Linked DNA regions of Homo sapiens: region 2 is linked to region 1. A link is an interaction called in ENCODE POLR2A ChIA-PET data of the cell type or tissue named here. Cell type or tissue: PC-3. All regions are shown on one strand. Each heading gives the region's core, and the rest is flanking DNA. Links, peaks and the distances in the headings are about the cores only. Region 1 overlaps PDGFD (platelet derived growth factor D). Region 2 overlaps LOC105369463 (a long non-coding RNA gene).

Region 1 (10,785 bases), core at 3,083-8,082:
CAGGGTGCAAAAATTGCCATCTTAGAAGTTGCCACCTGAGATCCTCCTAAAGAAGAAACTTCAAGTTAAATACTGTAATCAGTGTTTTGGAGGTAGAGCGTGAAACACGAAGTCAAGAGTTAAAAGGAGATAACAGGCTGGGTGCAGTGGCTCACGCCTGTAATCCCAGCACTTTGGGAGGCTGAGGTGGGTGGATCACCTGAGGTCAGGAGTTCAAGACTAGCCTGGCCAACATGGTGAAACCGTGCTTCTATTAAATACAAAAAAATTAGCCAGGCATGGTGGCGCATGCCTGTAATCCCAGCTACTTGGAAGGCTGAGGCAGGAGAATCGGTTGAACCAAGGAGGCAGAGGGTGCAGTGAGCCAAGATTGCACCAATGCACTCCAACCTGGGCAACAAGACCTCTGAAAAAAAAAAAAAAGGAGCTAACAAGAAAGAAATAGGTAAACCACTCAGCATAGGGAATTAAAGGGGGTTGACAGAGCATGAAAGATAGAGAATAAGAAAGTGGAGAGAAAGAACTAAGGGCCAAGTAGCACAATAGGAGGCTGCAATCTGCAGAAATTCAAGCAGATGGAAGAATACAAGGGGTATATGATGAGGCAGAATAACCCTCTACATTCTAAGGTCATTTGTAATCCCCCCCTTTTCTCTACCAAAACTTCAAGTGAAGTCTAATGCAACCACAGTTTCTTGTGAGATGAGGCGTTCAGGAGGCACTGGCCCCAAGGAAGAGCAGGGACATTGTAATGAGATGTTTGGTTCTCTAGGTGGTGATGTGCCTCAAAGTGAATGAACAGTGGCTGCAGCAGTGCTGACAGTGGTGCACAGAAGCAGCAGAAATAACTCCAGGTGGGCAAGAGATTAACCCACTTTTCTCCAAATGGCTAGAGAGATATTAGCTCTGGAAAGGGCAGTATCTGAGCAACATAAATTAATGCCTCTGGCTGCTAAGACACAACAGAAGATGAAATGTCCTTACATCAGTCTTCCCTATACTCAACTATACTAGCCTTCTTTCTGTTCGAATAAACCATGTGTGTTCACCTTCAAGGACTTTGACTTTGCTCTTCTTCTTGAATACCCTTCTTAGAGCATGGCTCATTTTTGTCATTCAAGCTTTGGCTCCAACATCCTCAGAGAGACCTTCTTAGACCACCTGTCTAAAGTTCCTCCCCTCCCCTGGCTACAGCTATTACCTATCACTTCATCATGTTTTATTCTTTTTACAGACCTTCTAACCTTCTGATACTTTTGGTTTATTAATTATATTTCATTGAATCAAAAAGGCCATCAATTATAAGATGCACATTATCTTGTGTATTCTAAGAAAGCTAAATGCTGCCAATTAAACTGACACAATATTTGCTTATCATTTTGAATTCTGATTATACACTTAATTATAAGTGCTCTTTTGGATTTATGTAGACAATGATTTTTATCATATGTCACCTTGTACAAACATAAATAAGAAAATATATTGTTCATTGTTTTGCAATAAAACATGAAGTTGTAGTCAGTCTTTCCTTCAAAACAATATTAGTTTTGTAAATATCAAATTTAGGTCTCACTGCTCTGTTTCTGTCCTTTCTGCAGCAACAATAACTTCTTGTTTTAATGTCAAATCAAAGTGCAATCTTTTCAAAATATTTTAAATGGCAATCAGACTTGTGTAATACTAATAGTGCATGTAACTTAACTGAAATGGCAACAATATGGCCCTCTTTGAAGTTTGGAAATGACAGCTACAATACTCCTGCTGCCTTGCCAGTGGTGAGAAAGACATCATTAATTGTTACCAGCATCTGACTTCAAAATTTCTAAAATGTGAAAAACAAATGTGTATCTTAGTATCAGTTAAATAAGCTAACTTTTTATTTGTTTACTATTTCCCCCATAGCTCCTCCATCACTAAAATAGAAGATCTATGAGAAGAGAGACTTTGCCTACATATCCTTAGAGTCTACACCATAATAAGTATTCCAAAACGTATTCATTAAAAGAATGATAAGTGTTCTCTCTTAAATCCGGTGCTTTACCATTCAGGATGCAATGTCTCTGTCAACTTACAAAGAGTGGCATTTCTGGTCTAGCAATTGTACCTTGAAGATTTGCTGCCACCAATGAGAAGAAATGCTATCTAATCTCCTTAGACAGAGACACTGTCCCAGAGTTTTCCTTTAAGTATCCTAAATGGCAATGAACTGTAAAAAAAAAAAAAAAAAAAAAAAAAAGGGGATGCTTGGTGATCTATCTACCTTTCGATAAGATAATCTCTAGGCTGAAATTCTCATTTGCAGAAGTCTGGTAAAGAAGAGATAAAACTGACAAGTGGCACCAGATGAATCTTTGGATGTATGTTCAGAGAAGATCTGTTAAAAAACAAAACAAAACAAAACAAAACAAAAAAAACACTATCCCCTTCAGGCTCAGGAAATCTTGAGATTTACGTACCTTCTGACATGGTGAGCATGCCAAAAAACAGGTAAGTATCAGAAATTCAGATAGTGTTAGATAAAACTCTCTCTTTTTATTTAATTGTATGAAATTCATATCACTCATTCCAAGGTCAGTTTCTCATTGTTTTCCTTGATACTCTCTCTTTAAGTTACCTCCTTATACTTATCTAGGTAAAACTATACTGAATAGATAAAAGTTCTAATAAAAGTCACCTGAAACCTTGCATATTTTTAAAAATTTGCACAAGTAGCACAGCCTTGACATGTGCATACCTATATGAATTCCAGATATTACTATAAAAATTATTTTTTCTTTTTTTTCTGCTCTGTACAGAGATGTAACAAGATAATTACCTACTTCTCTATAGTTGGAAACAAAATTCTTAATGACCTCTCTTTGGGTTTCCTGTAAACTTTTTTGCAACCTCTTTAAGTGGGGGCTCTTCTTTCACAGTGATTTCTTCCTGGCATCTACTACTTGCATTATCTTTTCAAGTTACTTGTGTTCTTCATGCTCCATAACATGAGTAAGAGAGGCTTATAAAGCCATTCTAGAAAGGAAGTAGACTAATGAGCTAGATACTACAGATAATATACATCTTTATATCATTATTTCACATAATTATTTATGCTGAATATTGATGTTCTCATTAATACCATTATCCTTTTCTCATCTAACCCAGAATTCACTGTGGGACAGGAAATGGAGATTATGAGTACAATTAGTTGATTTTTCAAAATAAATCAACCTCCTTAATACTAAACCCACCTTTTCATAATGTTCTGAGAATATAACAAATGAACAATTTGACTGCAAAATATATTGTGCAGTGACTGTATTAGTTAGGATAGGATAGGTTATGCTGCAGTAACAAAATAATCTTGATATCTCAGCAGTTTAACTCAAAGTGTGTTTCTTGCTTACATAAAAATCAGAGACCCTCTTCATCATTTGAACTGTAAGGTTGTCACAGGAAGAGGCATACTGACTCTTAACTGCCTCAGGCCAGAGTTGACCAATGTCACTTCTGTTACACCTCATAGGCTAGAATTAGTTATGAGGATTAAATGAATATTAACTTCCTATGGTAAGTAGCACAGTACTTTGGTACTCAAATATTTGTTAAACAAGTGGAAGATTAAATGACTGCCAGCATCCAATAAAATGGCATGCAACAATGTCATCTTTCCTACTTTCGATTAATATACTGAGTCTTTAGAAATCACAAATAACAAATTTAAAATTAGGAACAATTTTCATCAAGAAGAGTTTGGCATGATTTTTATAAGTTAAAGCAGTTTTTAAATGCTGTGGGAACTTCTGTAGCTGAACATCTTTTGGGCTGTTTTTAAAAAGTTACAGTGACAAGCAGAGTTTTAAAGCTCTCATTATATTTCCAGCTTCTAAACTAAGGAGAATACAATGAAGATATCCAGCCATATTTACACACTTGGAGTTGTCTAGCACAAGAGATGAAGATGCCCCTCCATATTCAAGTATGGCAGTATGTGACAAATGCTCTAGTTCTCTGCAAATACTATCCTCCCTTAGGATCTTATTGACATGTTTCACTGTGCCATCCAATTTTTAATTCACAGCAACTAGTTCTCCTTGAATTAAACAAATAACAGTCACTAACGTTTACTGAAATGCTGCTATGTGTCATATAATGTAATAGACAAGGCTCGTGAGGGCAAGAGTATTTTATAAGTTCCAGTCTATCAATTAAAACAATAACAAGAAAACTGAGGCTCGAAGAGGCTCTGTAACGTGCTATTATGTGGCAGAGCCCTGAGTCCTGGTGTATTCTGTATACAGGGTTCATGCATATCATTTACCAGGGACATGATATGGTAAAAAAGAAGATACCTAGCAGCCAACAGAAAGAACATCTCTTAATTGCTGATATGGACCCATGTCAAGACAGACACTTGTGCAATCTCCTTGTTTCTCTGAATGAATCTCACAACTACATGCATTTTAGTAGCATTAATCATTCCTATCAGCCAATAATAAAGTAGGAAGCATGAAAATATAAACTATATTTTTGAAAAGTTATATTTCCATCACCCTTTTCAAGTATGAACCCAGCTGTGTGTATATTACCAAATATTTAGGGGTCACAAACACAGATATAAATGTATACTCACACAAGTGCAATGCCATCTTTGGAGTACTATATACCACATAACTGCTGAAAACTCAGCAGTATTAATGGAATACTCACATTAAACACTAGCCTTAATTTTTTCCAGCTGCTAAGTGTCTCTAGAAAAGTACTTCCCATTAATCACAGTTAAAATATCCTAAGTATACTATTAAAGGAAATTATTGTGTTGGATTAGAAAATTGATCACATATACAAAATGGAATTCCAAACTGGGAGAATAAACCTCAAAAAAAAAGCTTAATTAATTCAAGTCATACAGCTTCAGAAACAACTGGGTATGAAGAGTCTTACCTGGCTTTGAGCATCAGATGGTGGTACCCAGTCCATAGGACAGACTGATTCATCCACTCATGCACTCACTCATTCATTTATTTATTAAGCACTTCCAATGTGTCAGGTCATGTGCTAAGCTCTGAGATCCTACACACACTGTATCTTCAAGAAGTGCAAAGTCAGTATTTCAGTTAAGAACACGAAGATGTCTCCTGGAAGTTGAGGCAGTATGTTTATTCAGGTCTCAGGAGGGGCTGAAGCCTACACCTCAAACTCTGAAGCAGAGGTCTACCCTCCTGAAAAACCCTGGGCTGCACATCTGCAGTCTCCTTTCTGACTGCCTCTTCCTTCTGAAGGCACAAACTGGAATGTAGCTATTCTCAGCTTAGCTTTCATGACTTCCTACCTCACTGACTCTCCGAGTTCAAATTCCAGCTACTTATCACAGGAAATCTGGCTAACCAAGGCTGAGTCATGTGTCTGCCCTTGTCCAGTGCCCTGAGGCCAGTGGGGAGGAGCAGGGCATCCACTGCCCTCTCAGTAGGGGCTACAGTTAGTCCCTCTGAGAATAACCATGGGTGGAAGGCAGGCAAACTGACTAAGATATCTGTTATATTAAATAGACAATCACACTTAGATGGTGTTAATATAATAACATTTAACATTTAACATTTAACACAGTTTCTGGCACAAAATAAGTTCTAAATAGATAGTGGTTACCCTTTCAGTGGCTATTACAGCACCTGGTATTGGCTGTTATGTGGAAAGTAAGCCAAAAGGCCTGGGGCAGCCAAATGCAGGGGCACCTATCTCAATACTAAGGGAACATAGAAAGGCTTTCAAGATGAGATGGTGAAAGATGAGGAGGAACTAACAGATAGAATTGACTGTTTGTGTGGCAGGGAGAAGAGAGTAGTCCAAAATGGTGCAATATGTATGAAATTCCAGAAATAAGAGAACATGCTATTTTCCATAAATTCTATGTGACTTAGCACGCCAGAAGCTTAAGGTATAAGTTTGTGGAAAGACTGGGTGAAATGAGGCTTGGAGGGGTTGAAGAAGTCAGATCATCAGCATTACTCAGAAGGCTATTTGGTGGTATTGAAGAATTTTAAGAAGAGAAGGTATCTGATCAAATTTCTACCTACTCCTTGCAGTGTGGAGGATGGTGGATTAGAGGATAACGGAGGGTGGGAAATCTCAGTTCATATGGGTGCCATTCACCAAGATAGAGTGCCAAAGTCAAAGCTACTTTAGAAAACACTGGGATGGGTTTGGTCCTGCACTTAATGAATCTGAGATGCCTGAAAGACAGCTATGAGCTGAGGTGTCTATAAGGGGACTGAATGTAAGGGTCTGAGCTCATGAGAGAGGTCTAGGAATGGGTGGAGAGCTAATGATAAAATATATTACACACCAGCTCCAAGAGCTTTGGAAAGACAGAAGTGGAACCATTAACTCTCTGGAAGCCTGGGAAGGATTCTCAAAGAAGATGACATCGGATTGGAGTCTGGAAGGAGAAAGGAGGGACCTCCAGGGAACAGGTGAGATGGGATGAGGAGGGAGAGAGGAGCATTCCTAGCACAGGGATTCCACACAGGGGCAACTCTGTAAACCCCAGCTTTGAAATCTGAAAAAGGAGGCCATTGGGCACCACTCAGCTTGCTTGTACACAGGAAAAGACATAATATTGTGTCTATGACTTAATCCTTAGAGACTAGACAGGCAAGAGAGTCAAGGCTATATATGACTGAATGCTCTAGCTACTGTCCTATAAACATTCTAAAGAAACAAAGTATTTCTAAAATCACATTCACAGGCTTCCAGTTAAACATGACAGATTGAACAAGAGTGTTTACCTTCCTTTCCTCAAAAAACCCAGCAATCCTCATCTCCCAGTGTAAAAAGATAATAAGTAATGTCTAAAGTTGACAAATCTAAAAACAATAGTATATGCCAAGAAATAACAAAACAAATGCCAATTAAAGAAAATAAGTGAAACTCTTCTGGGGATTGGGACTTGTGCATAAAAACAGATTAGAAGGACCACTCTTCAATATTACAAATCCTGAGGGATTTCTGCTTGATTTTTCTAACTATACGCACGTATTGCTCTGGAAAAATAAACATTTTATAAATTACAACATCAATGAAGTGTGAATGAGATTTAGCTTGGATGTAACTTTTCACAAATACACCTTTCCAATAGTAAATAACATGGAAAGCATGATTATTCCATACTAAATCTAAGTCAACACACTCTACCAGGCATGATCGCCTTGCACCATACCAATCTGTCATCACTTTTATATTTTATGAAGAATTTGTCCTGTCTGCTAGACTAGATGCTTTTAAGAAATAATCAAACATTTGGGTCAACTCCCTTGAACATTTTACAGTCACATTTTACTATCATACATCATAGGATTTTAGAGCTAGAAGGGTCTTTAGAATGTAACTAGTCCAATGTCCTCATTTTGTACATGGAAAAAATAAGCTGGAGGTGAAATGGCTTATCAGTGACTGTGCTCAGGAAACAATCCAGAGCCCCTCCTTCCTGGTCCATTGTTTGTTCCACAAAACCAGTATTTCCCAAGCTTGGGTCTACTGAACACTAGGTTTGTGATACCACATGGCCTGAATAATACTAACAGTATTGTCAATAATAAGTCCATTTTTAAATCTTTCTGTTGTTTAGAATTTCAGTAACAAAAGAAGATCCTTTGTTTGATATGGGCCAATACAGAGCTGTATCCTAAATAAATAAAATGTTATGGCATCTCCTGATGAGCATAAACAAGAGAGATTCAATCCTTGCTCTTCCGGAGCTTATCAACATACATTCAATCTATGAGAAACAGAGACTTAAACAGAAAAAAAAAAATGGAATAAAGTAGAATGACTGGCACACAAAAAACCTTCATGGGAACTGGGATATATTGACCAAAGCTGAAATCACAAGTATGCCTACGAATAGAAAATTTATCGTATTGTTTCTAGAATAAAAAATGTAAAAGATATTTGGTAAATTTTACAGTGATCCAAAAAGTACTGAGTCTCTTTAGTATTCCATACTTTACAATGTTACGGTCGAGTTGATAGATCTCACTTTGCCACAGACCACCCTATTGAAGAGACTGATAGTGGCATTTGACTTGCACATAACAAATTATCTGATGATTATAAACTTCCATTGTATCTAAAATTATTCTATAGTGATATAGATCACCACTTTTTTTTTTTTTTTTTTTTTTTTTTACATTCTAACCTACTGGATATCTGGATTTCTCTGTCTGGAGTTCTGTCCGACATTTGACACTCCTGCCTTTCCCAACAGGCCCACTTAATACCCAGATCAAGCTGTTTTTGCAACTTTTGCTGACAGGCACCTGGTACCCTCCCAGACACACCCTTATATGTAATGCAGTAGCTTTGCAGAGAAATGTCAGAGTTTTCCATTGCTTGCTTACAAGGCTATCTCTGCAGCAGAAAATGAGTTATTGAAAGCAGAAAACATACCTGCTCATCTTGTATCCTCCACTTTTAGCCAACACTTGCACCCCATAACTTGACCTATGTTATGAAGACGAATATTTTCTGAACACTTTTTTATTATAAACAAATGATGTAAATCCATAAGTTGTGATAGCTAATGTGCTGTAATAATTCTATGAATTAAACAAAGGAATGAAATGATAAATATTCTCCCTAAATTACATACTTATTAAATAGAGAAAAAATGACAACACATTCTAAATTATACATTAATTTTTTTACATTAAAAAACTCACTTTTATGAAAACCCAAAGAGGAAATCCACATTTACAAAGCAGTTATTCTAGACAAAAATTGGCATCACAAAAGATTTCACTATATAGCTCATTAAACAGCAACCTCCCTGGTTAGATTAATTTTGTTTCCCAGTTTTGAAAATGTATGATTCTCCATTCAGTTAAATAAAGGCTTATGTTTCCTCCTAGCCCTATGTGTATTATAGCAAAGCACAAGCTCTTTAAAACGGTGGTCCACAAACCTGTAGCATGGACACAACCTGGGAGCTGTTAGATGCACAATCTCAGGCCCATCTTGGATGGCCTGACTCTGCAGGTGTCTGCATTTTAACAGGATCCCCAGGTGATTAATAAACATGATATGGTTTCAGATGCACATCTTCAGTTCATCTGACTTCCCTTCTTTGTGGTCCAAATATATCAACTCCAAATAAAATGACTTTATACTTACAGTATTAAACATAGGGTACAGTATGGAGTCTCATTTTTTTTGAGATGGAGTCTCATTCTGTTGCCCAGGCTGGAGTGCAGAGGCATGATCTTGGTTCACTGAAACCTCCACCTCCCAGGTTCACGCAACTCTCCTGCCTCAGTCTCCCCAGAAGATGGGACTACAGGCACAAGTCACCACGTCCAGCTAATTTTTGTATTTTTAGTAGAGACGGGTTTTGGTCATGTTGGCCAAGCTGGTCTCGAACTCCTGACCTCAGGTGATCCGCCTGCCTCAGAATCCCAAAGTACTGGGATTACAGGCATGCGCCACCATGCCTGGCTGGGTACAGTAAATATTATACGGTTTATGGTGCTTTGAATTTTTTCAGAGTCCTTTTACACACACATCTTCCCATTTGATAATTCATTTATCTGATCTAGCAATAATGTAGAATTGTATTATTTCCAATTTACAGATAACTCAGAGGCATTATGGAGTAAGAAAGCTGGTAAGGAATTGTAGAACAACTGATTCCTAATGCAGGAATCTGATGCTTCACACTGCATCCTCTCAGCATCCTGAGAGCTTCCTCAGAGCATAATACATGGAGGCTGCCGGGGATATAACTTCTAATGAAACAGCTGAAAAGTAAAATGAGTAAAGATAACAGACAGTTAATGGGAAAAGCTGAGCACTAACTGCCCCAGTACAAATTAACTATCTGATAAACGGTGAAAGAACAGGCTTACATGGATCCAAACTGAACTAGAAATAGGCTTCTGGGACAACAATCCGATCACAAACACTAAAGACTAAAGACTAACACAAAAGTTACGTGTAGTAGCTACTGCTTTCAAGTAGATGCAGGGTAACCCAGTGATTTTTTACTTTAAACAACAAAGACTTTACTCACAACATCATTGGAATCAACTGCATATTTCCCTGATTCATAAAGAAAACTCTTCCCTAGAAACCAGCATTAACACTGCAGACAGTGACAACACCTTGGGTTCTTGTCATGTCTTAATAAATAACGGCCGGGCGCGGTGGCTCACGCCTGTAATCCCAGCACTTTGGGAGGCCGAGGCGGGTGGATCATGAGGTCAGGAGATCGAGACCATCCTGGCTAACAAGGTGAAACCCCGTCTCTACTAAAAAAAAAAAAAAAAAAAAAAAAAAAATACAAAAAATTAGCCGGGCGCGGTGGCGGGCGCCTGTAGTCCCAGCTACTCGGGAGGCTGAGGCAGGAGAATGGCGTGAACCCAGGAAGTGGAGCTTGCAGTGAGCCGAGATTGCGCCACTGCAGTCCGCAGTCTGGCCTGGGCGACAGAGCGAGACTCCGTCTCAAAAAAAAAAAAATAAATAAATAAATAAATAACTTGTCTGTCTGAACGAGAAAAACCAAAGGAAATACCAGTATAGAGAACTATTCAGGCAAGTGTGCAAATTAAATCCTAATTAAACCATTTGAATATCAGAACAAATATAGCACAAAATTATAATGCCAATTAGCATTTTGTTGATCAGTCATTACCATAAAACAAAGAGCAAATATAACCATGTTGCTTTAATAAGGTCCTAATTAAAGAAAAATTACTTTAGCACAAAATGCAAAGAAACAGCAGATTCACACATAAACATTCCAGCAGAGACAAG
Region 2 (10,785 bases), core at 3,596-8,595, 500 kb before region 1:
ACAGATAGGAATTCTGATGTTAGAGTCATAGGCTTTTGTTTAAGAATTGCTTAAGATGTTCTTTAGATCTGGAATTCCAATGGAATGACTGATGTCAACCAGTTTGAGGACCTCCACAGAGAAACTGAATCAGCATGACAATGTAGTTTTTTCATCTCTCAACCCATGACTTCACCCTGCACTCTGCAAACTGTACCACTCTGCCACACTTTGGCCCACCTAAAATTCCTGTCCCAAATTTTTTTTAGGGCGGCAGTTTTGAGGTTTCCTACTGTTTCTTCATTTGGCTGCCCTATGATTATTAAACTCTCTCTGCTGCAGTCCCCAGTGTCTCAGTATATTCACTTGCTGTGCATCAGGCAAATGAACCTATTATATGACCTAATAGGATTCTTGCTGAAGATATCCAGGATGATCAGATATTGGAGATAGGGGATTCTTGTTAAATTGACTTAGCAAGGATGGCTAAAACTGGATTTTACCAGGAAGTGCACAGATGGGCAAAGGTTCAGATGGCCAAGTAAATTTGGCCATCTAGGATTAAAGAGTCATTGCTAGTTGTCAACTTATCCTTACTACAAGAAAAAGCTGGACAAATTAAAAACAAATGACTTACCTTGGACACATCAGAGAACTGAATTTGCAGAGAAGACGGCCACCCTGAAATCTGTTGAGACAGGCATATCCAGAACATCACAGGAGAGGTCTGCTTACCTGGGGTAGAAGCGGCTAGAGGTGAAAACAGGTAGATGCACTTTAAATGGTAATTTTGGTAAATTGCTAAAGGCTGAGCGTGGATTACCTTGAGAGTAAGAAACACTTGGACGCTTCAGTCTCACATTTATAGGCTTGCCCTTCAGGAAACCCACCAGGTTCTCCTAATAATGATTTGAGAAAATTCCCCTGCAGACCCGGCAAGGGGAGGGGAAGAGTAACCCTTGTGAAACAAGCCCAGAGTGTTCTTATAACGAAGCCCTACTCTCCCGGAGAAAGGACTTCAGTCAGATCTCTTTCTCTGTGATGACTCTCCCAGTTCTGCTCTTCTCAGTATATTGGCTTCATTATCAAGCCAGCTCTTTCATAATGGCAAAGTAACCGCTGCAGTTCCAGCATTCACATCTACATCCTATGCAGACCAGAGGAAGAGTGTCTTCTCCACTAGCTCTCAAAGAGCAACAGAGTCTCTCCCTAATTAGCCCCCTGAAACTCTCCCTTATGTTTTATCGCAACAAATTGGGTCATAGTCCCATTTGGAACCAATCCTTCTGCCTGAGGGAATGTCATGCGTTGAGTTTCTTAGTTTGGGCTTTTGGGAGTTAGGCTAGAGTTGGGGAATTACTTTTAAGGTGAGGGAAATATCTGAGCAAGTGTTCAGAAGCTTGCTCAAACTATTTCCCTCACCTTGAAAGTAACTCCCCAACTCTGGATGGGTGCGGTGGCTCACGCCTGTAATCCCAGCACTTTGGGAGGCTGAGGCAGGTGGATCACCTGAGGTAAGTATGTCAAGACCAGCCAGGCCAACATGGTGAAACCCCATCTCTACTGATAATACAAAAAATTAGCCAGGCATGATGGCAGGCACCTATAATCTCAGCTACTGGGGAGGATGAGGCAGGAGAATCACTTGAGCCCAGGAGGTGAAGCTTGCAGTGAGCTGAGATCACACTACTGCACTCCAGCCTGGGCAACAGAGGGAGACTCAGTGTCAAAAAAAAAAAAAAAAAAAAAAAAGTAATTCCCCAACTCATTCACTCACCTCTTCTCTCCATCACCACATTCTCTCACTCTCTCTTTTTTTTTTTAGGTTTTTCCAAGAATATGTAAAATGAGACTTGGAGTTTAATTAAAATCAGAACAGGGATACATTAAACAAACAAACAAAAAATACTTTTCTGATTATCAATTCTTGAGACTCAAAGCATCCCCCAAAACATTGGATATCCAGCTTATTCCCGAGAGACATCAACCATCACAAAATGTTTTCACTCTGAACTATTCACATTTTTGTAGCAGAAAACAGAACAAAGTTCTGCAGACATCCTTTCTCTCTTCTTTCTAAAATGTATTCACAGACAGGGTCTTTTCATAGTTCAAAAGAAAAACAGGTTTCTTTCTTGGCCAAATGGCCTTCTACTCTCACCCTGGGATCTGATTTCTTAATAAGAAAGTTCAGGGCACCAAATCCAGCCAGAAATTCCCAGGACACCATTGGCTACTTAACTATGAGGGGATGGATGCTTTAGTCTTTCTATGAGGGGAGTCATTCTCCCGGGATTATTATGTCAGTCGATAGTCCCTGGAGAGGTAGGTGGGAAGGAGGGTGAATGCAAAAGCTAAAGGGTCAGAGAAAAGAATGAGGCTTTTATGAACAACTCATAGCAAGGCAGAATGGTCCAGTTTTACAAACCACCCACTGCAGACTCCAAGCATGCACACCCAAAAACTAGAGGGGAAACGAAAGAGTTCCTGGGGGACAAGGGGATACAAAACATGGTGACATAGAACAGCAGGCTCGCCTATGAACATTTCTCACCTTGCTAACACTGGAAGATGTTTAACTAAAAGGTTGCTGTTCAAAATTGTACTGAAAACATATCTAAAAATAGGTCTGTCATCATCTTAAAAATAAACGGTCACTTCTCAGATAAGAGGAGTGACAGATGTTCTCATATACCAACACTTGAGGTATATTTGATGTAAATTTGAAAAATGGCCTGGTAGAGAGAAAGGAAAGAAAGGAAAGAGGAAGACAGTGAGGGAGGTAGGGAGGGAAATTCAGAGTACAATAGGAAAGGCAAGAAAACTGGTAGGAACACATTTTTTAAGCCCGTGCTTATCTATCCCAGCAGCCAAACAAAGCAGATCCAGAAAGGAAAAAAATGCAGTTTTTTTTCTAAGAACATTCTGAAAATCAGCTTCAAACTCAAAACATAAGAAACTGCAATCTGAGAACAACTATCACAAGGCTCACTGGACTTAAACATGACGACTGAGACTGGGCACTCAAATGGGTCAACGCTCTTCAGAGGTCATTCTTAGGCGTTATCTGACACAATACTATGATCAGGCCTTACCCACCAAGTAAAGGCTAAAGTGACTCTATTACTTGGTACGGACCTGCTCTAGAAGCAGACAAAATCACCTCGCTTTCTTGAAGTACAAGAGGACTCTGCCAGCAACAAGATGCAAGCAAGAAGGAGTGGCAGAAGAAGAACAAAACTGGTTACCAAAGGCTCTTTTCTGATGCACAGTGTTAAACATACCTGCACAAATGCTCTAAGTAAAAGAACGGGAAGATGAACTATAATACCAAAGACAGAAGACATTCCTCCTCGAGGAAAGAAGGGAAGGGGACCTCAAAACAGTGTCACAGGGTAATGCTACCAGAGTTGGCCAAACTGTGCTCTGTTCCAAGGGACAAATACCTCAAGGTGAAAGGGAAAGCAGCTCTCTTTTTATCATTTCCCCTTGCTGGCTTTAAAGACCCCAAGCCCAGACTCTTGCAACACTGAACCATAGGTGGGATGCAGGGAGGAGAGACAGAGGGTAAGGAACATGAATGGTGTTAGGCCCACAAAGCTTCTGTATCCCTTTCCCAGACTTCCCAGCCAGGCAGTTGTTGGTCGTTGATATTTGATTTGGGACAAAATTGCAAGGTATGAGGCTGGCTCTCAAAAAAACAACTAGGAAAGCCAGAGTTTAACTGTTTTCCTCTAAACTGAGCTCTACAGAAATACACCAAGAGCCTTCAATCTAACCTGTTTAAGTGGGAAGGGGAACAGGAGACATTTAAAGGCTTAGCTCTAGAATCACCTCCTTCAGGATCATTTCCCCTACACACAGATTGCTTCAGGTGCTCTTCTCCTTCCTGTTCCTCCATTGTGGCACTTGACAGTGTTACATGGTTGGTGGTTTGTGTGTTTCTTTTTCTCCTAGCTGTTTATGCTACTGAATTAGCAGCATGTAGTGCAGCCACACTTAGTAAATGCTCCACATTTATGTGTTGAAGATAATTGGTGAAATGAAATAACTTTAGCTTTAATGGTGGAAGCCTTGCTTGAGGCTTACTGGAATTATTGCATCTGATCAGAAGTAGCCATTGACTCAGAATTGTTTTATATAAATCCTTCCCATTCCTCTCTTTCTCTTGTCTTCCACCTCCCCTTCCTCCTCTATTACACGCAATGTATATCGGAAAATTCTAAGCACATCTGACTACTGATATTCAAGAGATTTGACCATAGAATTTTGGAATAAGTTGCTTCATTTTGGAGTCACATTGAATGTGAAAACCTGAGAATGCATATTTTTGGGCTGGCATCTAATCATTAATAGCTGTGCCTTTTCTCAAGCACTTCAAATTTCTGAATTAATACATGATTTATATATATCTGAATTGTAAATAGTATAAAAGAGCCTCATCTGCTTTGGTTCAAACTGCAGCCCTAACTCTCATCAGTTGTATGAATTTGAGCAATTTACTTAACTTCTTAATGCTGTTTCTTCATCTGTAACAGAGCTGTTGTGAAGATTTAATGAGATAATAAAAATAGAGCATTGGGAATGATGCTATGTGTAATAAGTGCTCAATAAACCTGAACTTTTAATTCTATTATTCTAAAGTAAAACAATGAATTCCACCATAGACTCAAGGTGTCATTATTTTTAAGTGATGTTTGTATATTAATTTGTTATGTATCCTAAAGCTTGAATCATTTATGCCTTCATGCTTTTTAAAATTCATACCATTTTCATCTTGGTCTTTTCTCCATACATTCACCTATTAGATATTTTTAAATTTTATTTTTTCATTCATTTATTCATCCATGGCAAGGCTACATACCAAAGTCTTCACTCTTAAATTTTCTGTAAGTCTCTCTCCCTCTCTGCTATCTCACTGGTATCCTGAGTGCTGTTGGTCACTACCACCTTCCCAGCTCCCACAAAACAGAAAAAAAAAAAAATAGATTCAAAGAAGCCCTGGTTCAAAGAATAAGACAGAAAAACTTGGAGGTTTGCCAGCAAAGTTGGATACATAGAAGCTCATTTGATCCATTCAATAATCCTATGAATTAGACACTATTATTACCCCGACTTTACATATAAGGAAACTGAGTCAAAGAGCAGTTAGGTAGCTTGACCAAAGCCAAACAGAAAGTGGAAGAGAGAGAAATGAAATCCAGGTTGTCTAGCTCCTCAGTTGGACAAAAATCATCTCATCCTTATTCTGGAATGACTCATTATTCAGTTCAAGGGAGAGGCAGAAAAATAGATATAACATAGGTAAGTATTAAAAATATGGATTAATGAAAAATGCTCAGAAAGCAGAGAGGAGGGAATGGCCAACTATCAGGGACATCCAGTCCTATCCTGAAGGATAAATGGATTTTCCAGGTGGAAAGGGGTGTGCAAACACTGTGGGCTACAGGAACAATGTGTGCAAAGACCAGGGAGGTAGAAGAGCCTGATTCAGTTTAAGGAATGCCAGAGGGCTGTTTGGATGTCTACACAGAAGGAGACATTGGAGACATGACAGTGGACACATACCCCAAAATATGGCACATTGGCATTTAAGAAAACAGCAGAATTAGGAAGGTCATCCCCACTTTACCCTCACCCTTCTTTTCTGAAGTAGGTCAGAAGTCCATTATTGAGGTGCCCTCCTTAAACTCAGAATAAAGAAACATTCTTATCTCTGAAGACACAAGGACACAGAGAAGCTGAACAAACAAGTCTTCCTAATGTTGGGACTCAGAAAATAATACCCCAAAAGTTTGGTGCTTTGACATGCTGAATACTTTACTTATTTATGTATTTATTTTTGAGACAGAGTCTCACTCTGTTGCCCAGGCTGGAGAGCAGTGGCATGATCCCAGCTCACCACAACCTCCGCCTCCTGGGTTCAAGCAGTTCTCATGCCTCAGCCTCCCAAATAGCTAGGATTACAGGTGTGTGCCACCACACCTGGCTAATTTCTTGTATTTTTAGGAGAGATGGGGTTTTTAGGAGAGATAGGGCCTGTTATCTGTCATGTGATGTTATACCAGAGTTAGGCTGGACTTGGTATCTTATTGCTACAAAGAGTTTATTCTGTGAGTCTAAGGATCTCTACTTTAATGTTAATGCTGCCTCAAAAAAAAAAAAAAAGACATTTACTATCTACTCTTTCTGAAGCCTGCTTACCTGGAGACTTCATCTATATAACAAGAACTTTGGCTTCCATAAGCCCTCTATTTTAACCCTAAGCATTTCTTTTTGCTGATTTTAACTCTCTAGGCAAAGCTTAACTCATTCAAGCAATTGCAAATCAGGAAATCTTTAAATCCACCTAAGACCTGGAAGCTCCTGCTTTGAGATGTTCCAGCTTTCTGGGCCAAACCAATGTATTACTTACATTTATTGATGTATGTCTTTGCCTGTAACTTGTGTTTGCCTAAAATGTATAAAATCAAGCCATAACACATACACTTTGGGCCCATGTTCTCAGGGCCCCCTGAGGCTGTGTCACAGGTCATGGCCCTTACATTTGGCTCAGGATAAACCTTTTCAAATATTTTACAGAGTTTGGCTTTTTTCATCAACATGGGGCAAAGGCTAAATATACTTTATATTGTACCACGAGGGCTATAAATCCTGATGAGTAATCTATTGTCTGAAGAGGGAGCTGGTTGTGCAGTCTGTTGTTCAGATAAATGTATTTTTAGGAAGTTTCTTTGTCAACCAATAACATTATTTGTAACTTAACCTCACTGGGTGAGAATTTCCCAAAATAGTAAAGTGCTGTTACTATAGACATTTCTAATTCTTAATCCTATTAAGCTGTGTGGTTGATACAGGTTAATATAGGAAGGGTCCCTCCTACCGCCGGATTTTTTTTTTTAACTAAGAAAATATATTTAAAGCATTAGCAAAAAGTAAAAATTCTAACACTTAGCAATGTAAACCTATGTAAGTTTAAAATAGGTAAAGGTAAAAATTAAGAAACAATTGCTTCAGTCCAGGTAAAATTTAGTACATTCAAGAACAAGGTTCATGGCAATGGGAATGGATAGGAAAGATATAGTCAAGTATTGTTCAGAATATGAAACTTAGAGGACATTATAGATTGAATGGGGAGGGTGAGGAGAGGGAAAGTGTGACCACCACAGCCATTTGGATGAATGATAAAGCTGCTTACTAAGATACAGAATGGAGAAGATGAAGCAGATTTTGAGGAATGAACTTAATTTTGGATACACTGCTGTTATTTGAAGGGACAGAAATGAAAAGGCACTCTCTCTCACTTTCTCTCTCTCTCTCTCCCTCTCTCTCTCTCTCTACATATATATATATATATACTTTTTTTTTTTTTTTTTGAGATGGAGTTTCGCTCTTGTTGCCCTGGGTGGAGTGCAATGGTGTGCAATCTTGGCTCACCGCAAGCTCCACCTCCCTGATTCAAGCTATTCTCCTGCCTCAGCCTCCCGAGCAGCTGGGAATACAGGCATGTGCCACACCTGGCTAATTTTGTATTTTTAGTAGAGATGGGGTTTCTCCATGTTGGTCGGGCTGGTCTCAAACTCCTGACCTCAGGTGATCCACCCGCCTCGGCCTCCCAAAGTACTGGGATTATAGGCCTGAGCCACTGTGCTCAGCCTATATTTTTTACATTAATAAAAAATTAAGTGTAGTCTTTGCTGGGACACATTTAATTGAGGAGGCAGTTGGGAACACATGTCTGGAGCTCAGGATAGTAGTAAAGCCTGGTGGTCAAAGCAGAATAAAGATCAATGCTATGGCTCAGTGGATGGTAGCATCTGTCCTTGCCCTGCCCTTGCGGGATTGTAATGTATTGTGTGTGTATTAAAGTTGCTAAAGCATTGAGACTTGTTCATTTTATTAATTCAATGAAACTAATCAGGCATCACCATGGTTAATAACCCTCCTTGTAAACCACAGCAGGAAATTTTCTGATTCTAGGCAGAACACAATGGCCATAAATTTTGCACTATGAATTATAGAAGAATGCAGAAATCCTATGCCAGTCCTTAACTGAGCAACCACAGGAGGGCTAATTGTCTGCAATCCTCTCTCTTCCTCATGCTCAAGGTCTGGGAACTAATTTCAATTGCTGATTAAAATGGTCATTTCCTCCCTTGTATTTCAGTGTTCATAACTACATCCTTAGAATTCCACAAATTCCATCAAGTGTTAGGAGTGATGGAGCTGTATAGTAAGGATAAGTCTTTCACCCAGTACTGAGGACACAGAGCTAATAATGAATAGGAAAGGATGCAAGGGGCATGCTGAAAAGTTAGAGGCTACAGTGGCTAGGCCAGTTTCACCATGATGTAGTAACTGTTGGAGTTCAGAAAGTAATACCCCGAAGGATGACGCTATGGCATGCTGAACACTTTGAACTACAGTGAATTATAAGAACTTAGAAGCAGCCCCAGAACCAAGGACTTTTCAACATTCTCCTGTGTTTCCCCCTAAGTACAGGGTGGAAATCTCTCTCTCTGAAGTTCCAGTATCTGAAGTTTGGAATACAATTGCCTTCAGTCCCCTCCCTGAAATTGTATTAACCAGAGAATATTAGATTCATATCTCGGAAAGGAAGACTGAGGAATGTCACCACACCTAGACACTTTGACACAGGCTATTGTTTTCCAGTCCCATTCAATTTCCAAAGAGAGTTACTTACAAACTATCATTTATTCTTTGGGCTCAAACAACTCTCCTGAAAATAATTTACTGCCATTCAAAATTGCTTATATTCCCCCATTTCCCTATCTCCTGTAAAGAGAGTATTTAAGCATCAACCATTTGGCCCTTCTTTGAGTATCGTACCTTGCTTGGCTCTTGTGCACACTTGCACATTAATACATTTATGTGTCCTTTCTCCTGTTAATCTATTGCCAGTCTATTGCAGCAGACTTGAAACTTCAGATAAAGGAAAAAGTTTCCTTTGCCTCTAACATAACCAATATTCTAGCCAAGGGAAAAAATTTCTTCATTCTTCTTCAATGTTTACTCTAAGATATAAGCCAGGAAGCTCCTAACACTTTTATGAACCTTAGAATCAAGTAAAAGAAGATCTTAAATTAAAGACTTCTGAAAAACTGAGGTTAAGTCCAGACGACTTATTCAACTCAGAGTCTTGAATAAAGCAACTAGCGGCAACCTCCAAAATTCAGACTCTTTCTGAGTACTCTTACACATCCAAGGTCAAAGGAAAGGGCTTTAGTATGGATTTTCATTTCTTTCTCTCTATGAAACTGGATTTGTTACCTGTGATCAAAGTTAAAGAGGTATTTACACTTGAAGGCCTACAAGCCTTCTAAAAATATTGTCTGCAAAATTTTTATTTAACTCATTTTTAAACTTATTCATTATTGTTAAAATAGTAGAAAACGGATTAGAGTTGAAGGCAGATAAACTGAATTCTAATTTTAGCATTTCTTCATTCATCTAAGCAACATGTTTGCAAATCTATGTAACACTGGGCAAGTGATGGAACTTCCAATATGCCTCGACTCTTTCTTCACAAAATGAGTGAGTGAGATTAGATGATGTCTAAGTTCATTCTAGCACCAATATTCTTTTATAAAATTAAAGATGAGTTCTATTGGGAAAAGAATAATCCTACTGAATTGTATTTATCTCTTAAAAAAACCAAATGTCACATAAATAAATAAAAAATGGTGTAATGGTGAAACATTAATAAAGATACCAAGTCAGAAAGAACTGAGCTTGTCAATAAAACCTAAAAAGTGGCAGATGCCATGTCTGTAATCCCAGCACTTTAAGAAGCTGAGGTGGGTGGATCATTTGAAGTGAGGAGTTTGAGACCAGCCTGGCCAACATGATGAAACCCTATCTCTACTAAAAATACAAAAAATTAGCCCGGCGTTGCGGCGCACATCTGTAATCCCAGCTACTCAGGAAGCTGAGGCAGGAGAATTGCTTGAACCCAGGAGGCAGAGGTTGCAGTGAGCCAAGATCGCGCCATTGCACTTTAGCTTGGGTAACAGAGTGAGACTTGGTCTCAAAAAATAATAATAAATAAATAAATAAATGGCAGACTCAAGGTAGTGCCATGAGAATTCCAAAGCTTTTAGTCTGAAAGATGCTTAATTTATATGTCTTACAGTTGGAATTCTATTAGGAAAATAGTGGGGATTTTTGTATAGATTTTCTAACCCTACCAAATTCTTAATTCTTAATAATAAAACAGAGGAGAAAATTAAAACAGAGCCAGAGCTGAAACAAGCATCAGAAATACTGTTTTGCTTAACCATGTATTTTCTTTTCTCAACCATATTTCTATTCCACTGCAAGGTGTATAGTCGTCTAGGTTATAACAATAACAAGTCACAAACACTGTTAAGCACAGCTATGTGCCGAAGAGTCTGTTAAACGCTGTACACAGTTTCACACTGGATTTTCACAGAAATTCTATAAAATAACCATTACAATTACCCCCCACTTAACAGTGCAAGAAATGGAGATTTTGAAGTCCCTTTTTGTTTTTTTCGTTTTTTTAGATGGAGTCTGGCTCCATCACCCAGTCTGGAGTGCAGTGGCGCGATCTCGGCTCACCACAAGCTCCGCCTCCCGGGTTCACGCCATTCTCCTGCCTCAGTCTCCCCAGTAGCTGGGACTACAGGCGCCCGCCACCACGCCCGGCTAATTTTTTTTTGTATTTTTTTAGTAGAGATGGGGTTTCACCGTGTTAGCCAGGATGGTCTCGATCTCCTGACCTCGTGATCCGCCCGCCTCAGCCTCCTAAAGTGCTGGGATTAC

The links. Peaks named below come from ENCODE experiments on the same cell type or tissue, not always from the same donor. Only the 100,000 strongest peaks of a DNase experiment are listed, where the experiment ranks them.
Region 2: POLR2A ChIA-PET joins it to region 1 with 7 read pairs; 2 of 35 experiments call an interaction of 5 or more read pairs at or near these places.

The regions. Positions count from the first base shown.
Region 1 is chr11:104,129,592-104,140,376 of GRCh38, forward strand. All of the region lies in intron 1 of PDGFD (platelet derived growth factor D), which reads right to left. Among named protein-coding and RNA genes, the nearest start is that of PDGFD, 29 kb to the right of the region's middle. In PC-3, for the core only: no CTCF peak of the experiment used is centred there; a DNase peak (open chromatin) is centred at 5,340.
Region 2 is chr11:103,625,444-103,636,228 of GRCh38, forward strand. LOC105369463 (a long non-coding RNA gene) reads right to left here. Exons shown (of 4, transcript XR_001748343.2): 4 at 519-714. It also overlaps the pseudogene LOC100190922. Among named protein-coding and RNA genes, the nearest start is that of MIR4693, 220 kb to the right of the region's middle. RefSeq lists enhancers at 1-474, 45-1,244. In PC-3, for the core only: no CTCF peak of the experiment used is centred there; no DNase peak of the experiment used is centred there.